Regions from separate parts of the Homo sapiens genome. Here region 2 is linked to region 1. A link is an interaction called in ENCODE POLR2A ChIA-PET data of the cell type or tissue named here. Cell type or tissue: PC-9. All regions are shown on one strand. Each heading gives the region's core, and the rest is flanking DNA. Links, peaks and the distances in the headings are about the cores only. Region 1 has its middle 91 kb from the start of ACKR3. Region 2 overlaps LOC105373947 (a long non-coding RNA gene).

Evidence for each region. ChIA-PET counts read pairs that join two places held together with the same protein. Peaks named below come from ENCODE experiments on the same cell type or tissue, not always from the same donor. Only the 100,000 strongest peaks of a DNase experiment are listed, where the experiment ranks them.
Region 2: POLR2A ChIA-PET joins it to region 1 with 12 read pairs; 2 of 35 experiments call an interaction of 5 or more read pairs at or near these places.

What each region holds. Positions count from the first base shown.
Region 1 is chr2:236,659,690-236,662,600 of GRCh38, reverse strand. No RefSeq gene overlaps it. Among named protein-coding and RNA genes, the nearest start is that of ACKR3, 91 kb to the right of the region's middle. RefSeq lists an enhancer at 763-1,439. In PC-9, for the core only: no CTCF peak of the experiment used is centred there; a DNase peak (open chromatin) is centred at 1,390; H3K27ac peaks cover 1,773 bases.
Region 2 is chr2:236,606,514-236,609,424 of GRCh38, reverse strand. It overlaps LOC105373947 (a long non-coding RNA gene), which reads right to left. Exons shown (of 4, transcript XR_924021.2): 2 at 2,686-2,807; 3 at 1,781-2,100; 4 at 68-301. Among named protein-coding and RNA genes, the nearest start is that of ACKR3, 38 kb to the right of the region's middle. In PC-9, for the core only: a CTCF peak has its summit at 1,499; DNase peaks (open chromatin) are centred at 556, 1,374 and 1,834; H3K27me3 peaks cover 566 bases.

The DNA of each region.
Region 1 (2,911 bases), core at 262-2,761:
AACTGCCCACATTTTCTCAAATCATCAGCTCAGTTCAGATTGTGAAACCACTAAGAACACAAAACTACTTTTAAAAAAGGAGCTGGTGTTTTGAAAGTTCCCCATGAGTAATAAAAAGATGATGATGGTCAAGACAAAATTGCAAAAATGCCCAGTCCCCTTAAAATGAAAGCAGCAGGAAGAGCGGCAGCCCGGGGTGGAGGGAAGGGTTGGTGAAACTGAATTCCTGGAGGATTTCCCTCTTTGGCCAAGTGGGTTCATAGCAGAAGCTTAGCAAATGAACTTCACAAAATGTTCTTTCCACCCGAAAATGGTGGTCTCCTGTAATTTTAGCTGGTGAGAAGAGGGAGGAAATAAAGGAGCCAATGTTTAAATGAAATGAAATAGAATCGCTTAGAACCCTTCAGATCAATGGCTGGCTGGCTGAAGCAAAATCTTTTTTAAAAAAAATTGAGAGCCAGCCTTCTGACTCCTCATTGCTGGCTGAAATATGGCCAGAACTGTGAATTGGTTTAAAAGTTTAGGAGAAAGTCTGACCTGAGATTTCAAAGCATCCCATTTTAAATTGAAACTAATTCTTAAATCCACAGGAAGAAAGACCATGCCATCCACGTCCAATGCATTGTGAAATTTCATTCCCGGAGCCCAACATTGGATGTCAACTCAAGGAGATAATTCCTTCCCTTACTGGCTGCCTCTGAGGAAAACATCTGTTTGGCTTGATTTTCTTTTATATGTTCAGACCAGTGGCTAGGACTAACAGGATTGCTTCTAAACAAGCTCTTGCCCTGTTCTCTTTCCTCAAGCTTTTCTACCTGGACCTTCACTGTGAGGCCCACATGGGTGTGCGTGGGGACTGGGTGTGAACCAGCTTCCCCACTCACACCTCCTGAGGACTTTCTGTTGTCCCAGGAGCTCTTGTCTCTGTCTCAGTTCCAAATGCTGAGTAATTCTGAGCACACAAAAAGGACCCAGAGCAGAGAAACGTCCCTGGTCCCAGAACTCAACAAAACCAGAGTGTGAGTGAGAGAATCCCAGAGGCAAAGGCTAATGAGAAAGCAACCAAGCCCCCTGCAGTCCCTGGCCTACATTCCAAAGCCTTATTGTTTTCCAAAGCATTTCCTCCGAAGTGACCCATTTTACCCTCTGAGTCCCTAGTGATGGAGAAGGGCTGAGTAACTGCCTCCTCACTGTATTCCATTCTAGCCTAGGCAGCCATGTGCTGGACACTTAACCTCATGGGTGAGTGGGGTGGAAGAGCCCTGACTTATAGCACTTGCCGATTTTCATGGTGTCAGTACTCCCACTGTGGCCAATGTCAAACTACCAGTGTGAAGTCAACTAGCTCCCCCAATACCTGCAGATTTAACCACAGTTCTTGCAAGCAAGTGTGAGTCATCTCCAGCATTCCAGAGTCTAGGGCACCCTCCCCTGTGTAGCACCCACCCCCCTCTCAGAGCTCTGACATACCTTATTTACTCTTGTCTCATAAATGCCAAAGGGTTAAAAACATTTTTGGCTGGAGAACCAGACACTTTGGCTCTGTAAAAGGCAAAAGGGGAGTTTGAGTATATTTTAGTTTGCTTTTTTTTTCTTTAAATAAGAGAAAAGGTGACTGCAAAATAGTGCAGCAAACTCTAATGCACTCAACTGAGAGTTCTAAAAAATACACACTGTACCCTACATCAAACACTGCTAGATTCTGATCTCCCAGAAGAGGGAAAGGTGGTTTATTTTTCTTCAATTCTTCTCAACCAGAGAATGGCCTGCCTCATAAAATGAAGTTAATCTTTATTATACATCAGAATTGCTTTTACCCATTAATTTTTTATTGCAGCTGAATATTGATAATGTCTCCCAAAATAACTGATTCTACTTTACCTACTGTCATGAAATTATTTTATAATTTTAGATGTATCTTTAGTGACAGTAAGAACAAAAATAAGGTAGCTTTGTAGCTTGACTTGAAACATTAGGGTCACTGCTTCCTCAACATTTAAAAAATTACCACTTTTGATGAAATTACGGTCATAGGATTACAATGTGTGCTCTACTAGAATTCTCCAGAGCAAAAAGAAAAATTGAGCAAATGGGAAATTCAGGACTAACCATCAGGAAGAGAAATGGCTTAATATACATAAAAGAAACTCAATAATAACCTAGTCAGGCTAGGAAATGATCTTTAACATAACACATCAAATAACATAAACATCCAAATCAACCTGAAGCCCGTTCCTTCTCACTCGTGTTTCACCCTCATGCTTATGCCAGATCAAAAACAGCTGGAAAGAGTGGAGAAAAAAGGAAAAAAATGCCCATTCACCCCCCAAGAATTTCAAGGAGACAATGGGCATGGCTTTATCCTGATGGCTGATCAAACTGGGTCAATTTTTAATCCCTTCACTTAACCTAGGGCTCGGGGGTGGGGGGCAGAGAGGGGTGGGCAATGGGAGATAAGAATGACTTCAGAGCTGACTGCTGGACTCCCTCTCAAGCAAACTCACCAAGCGCTCTTAACTTGGAAGCAGCTCAGGTCATTCTGTAATTTGCTAGGCAGGTCTGCTATCATGCGTCATTTAATATAAAAGGCAACTCAAGAGCCAACACAGCAAGGTGGTGCCAAGACTCAGTCACCATTAATGTGCATATTAAAGGCCAGCAGACTGCATAGTTCAGTTACAGCACACAGTCATCAGTCATGTCTGCTGTAACCCAGAGACTCCCTGAGACAGCCCATAAAGCCATCTAACTCCGACGGTTTACAGAGGTTAACCTAAGAACAGTGATTACAGCCACAGAGTTGACACACGTAATTAGGTTAGAAAAGCTCTGTAAGTGAAACTGAAGACAGACTCTTATGGAAACAGATGTTTATCCCACTAATGCTGCTGGGTGTGTGCCGTGCAGTGTG
Region 2 (2,911 bases), core at 108-2,607, 53 kb after region 1:
CGTTATTGACTCATTAACCATTGCCTGCATTATTATTTCAATGAATCAACAAATTCAACTAAATGACATGGAGATATAATCTTTTATTATTCATCCATATATCAAAATAAAATTAATAGGGAGTATTTGGATGATTTTACATGAGAACACTTAATCAGAAGGTAGGCCTCCTGAGCCACGAACGTTAACAAGCACAAATGCAGATACTGGTGACTTGACTGGGTCTTCCATATGAGCTGGCTCAATGCTTTTACACCGTGGCTAGAGCAGTGCCTCAGGGTTCTTCAACTTTTGTCTGCGTCTAATTGCACCCAAAGAAAAGATTACGTATCTCAAAAATCTTGTAGCTCCATTGAGCTGATACAGTCTACCCTATTGACGGACAAGGAAACTGAGGCTCCCCTCCACGGGATCTGCTCCCTTAAAATTGAGCCCAGCCCAGGATCCAGCCTGGAATCCTCTGTAAAATTTCAGGCAGCCACCACAGTTTTGAAATTCCATTCATTTCTGTAATTTCTATTAGCCAGATCATTTTATGCTTGACCTTAGCCATACTTCACAATCTTTTGACTGGGTCTTCCAGATGAGCTGGAAGGTCCTACCTGTTCAATGGTCTCACACCATTCTGGATGATTGGATGTTATATCACACACTATACATAAAACTATTACAACATGACAGAATCATGCATTGCAGACCTGACATTCTTCTAACAGGACTTGATAAGAAAGGGAGGTTTTTGCATCTTTTGAGATTATTCTAGAAAGGAAAATGTAAAACAAACCAGCCTACAGATATGGCGTAGCCCCTCCATGTGGGTTAGCTTCTCGGAGGCCTACAATTTCTGCTAGAAGACTTGGTAAATGATTGTAAGGACTAGCAACAGCGGTGACACCTATTCATGAAGCCTATGAGCTTTGAAAGAAATAGTTAAAGCCTGAGGTTTTTATCTCCTGTTTAGCTTGCAGAAATGTCAGGTCAGGTACCATGTGAGACAAACACACCAAGGAGCGTCTAGGACCAGCCCGCAGCCCTGGCATTCCAGGTCTCGCATCTGGTATTCATTAGACAGTAATGTTATTAAGCTTCTAGTCACATAGGAGAAAAAGAACCATGTTCAGAAATGTGAAGGTATTTGAATGTCAACAACCAGGCTCTACCTCTAGGGACAAAGTTTTCTTGAAAGAAATGTTATTGCAGCAACAAATCTGTTTTTCTGGTGATTTCACCTCATTTCCACCGTGTTGTCATCAAGGTTCACTTTCACAAATGAAGTGGCCTATGCTCCCATTCTTCACGTGGGAAAGGCACTTTGCTGCTCGCTGTAAAGCCTGTCTGTATCTCTCACTACCCCAGCCCCAGGAGGCTGGAGCACGCCGTTCAGCAGGTCAGGCAGGTCCATGGGCTTGGCTGAGGTCACACAGCCAAGAAGTGGCAGAGCTGAGTCCCCGCCCAGCACACCCCCCTGGGAGGCCCCCTCCACAATCCCTGAGCACCCCATCCCTGCTATGGACTGAATTGTGTCCTCCCAAGATTCACGTGTTAAAGCCCTAAACCCCAGTGTGAAGGTGTCTTAGAGATGGAGTAATTAGGGAAGTAATTAAGGTCAAATGAGGTCCTAAAGGTGGGGTCCTTGGAACTGGTGTCCCTAGAGGAAGAGGAAGGAACCACAAGTCCACCCTGCTCCACACACACACACACACACACACACAGAGCAGAAAGGCTATGTGAGGACACAGAGAGAAGGCAGCTGTCTACACACCCAGAAGAGAATACTCACCAGAAACCACATTTGCTAGCACCTTGGTCATGCACTTCCAGCCTCCAGAACCGTGAGAAAATGAATGCCTGTTGTTTAACCCTTGGTCTGTGGTTCTTTGTTATGGCAGCCCCAGCTGATAAGACAGCCCAAAGCCATGGAGTGTGAGGGGAGGATCTTAGAGGGACGAAGGAAGGGTCCTCTTTAGAAAAGGGCCCAGGAAGCCAGGGCCTGAGGCCACATTCCAAGAAAGTGAGCAGACAATGGGTCCAGGCCACGAGTCCCACAGGGCCAAGGGACAAGGTTGTGCTGACCGTGTTGTGGGGTGCGTGCTGCGGCGCCTAAAAAGACATGAATAAGTGAAGACGGAGCCCCAAGTGCTCCCTGAGAGGGACTCTAGGATATGTTTAGGGAGGTGCAGTCAAGGTCAAAAGAGCAGACCTCACTCTTGCCAGGAAGGGGACTGCTGCGGGTCTGGGCTTTACACGGGACACTGTGCTAAGCCTGGCCAGGCACCACCCCAGAAGCCCAGGGATGGTCAGAGGCCATCTCCGAAGGGTGCAGACACAAAAGCAGAGCGGTGCCCCTTGTGTCAGGAAAGCCAGTCTCAGAAAAGGTGCCCTTGGTGCCAGGGCTGTTGGTCCTCCTTCTCCAGCCAGCGCAGGAAGCAGGGTCCAAGAGGAGTGTCTCCGCTCCACTGGCAGGAGGCAGATGGGGACGCCATCCAATGTCCATGATCAGGCTGAGGACCAGTGGATCTGGGGTGAGGCTGGAAGGTCCTACTTGTCAGGGCAAAGCAGGTTCATGCATTTATCAAACTTCTCCTGAGAACCGACTACATCAGACACTGGTTAAACCTGTGGGAGATCCCAGAGAGCACATGTTCAAGAGCACAGTGGAAGCCCTTAGGGGGAATGGGGTCTCACCGAAAAGGAGCAAGCCAACCAGTAACTGTACTGTGAGCAGGCATGTGGCAGAGAGGGAGGAGAGCACGTCTTCTCAGCAAAGGTAGTTGCAGAAAAGACTACAACGAAGTTTGAGCTTGTTCCTGAAAGTGAAGAGACATCCTTGAGGAATTGAAATCTAGATGTGAGATGTTCAAATCTGCCTTTGGGAAAAGCCACTCTGGTGGCATTGTGGAGGAGGGTGAAT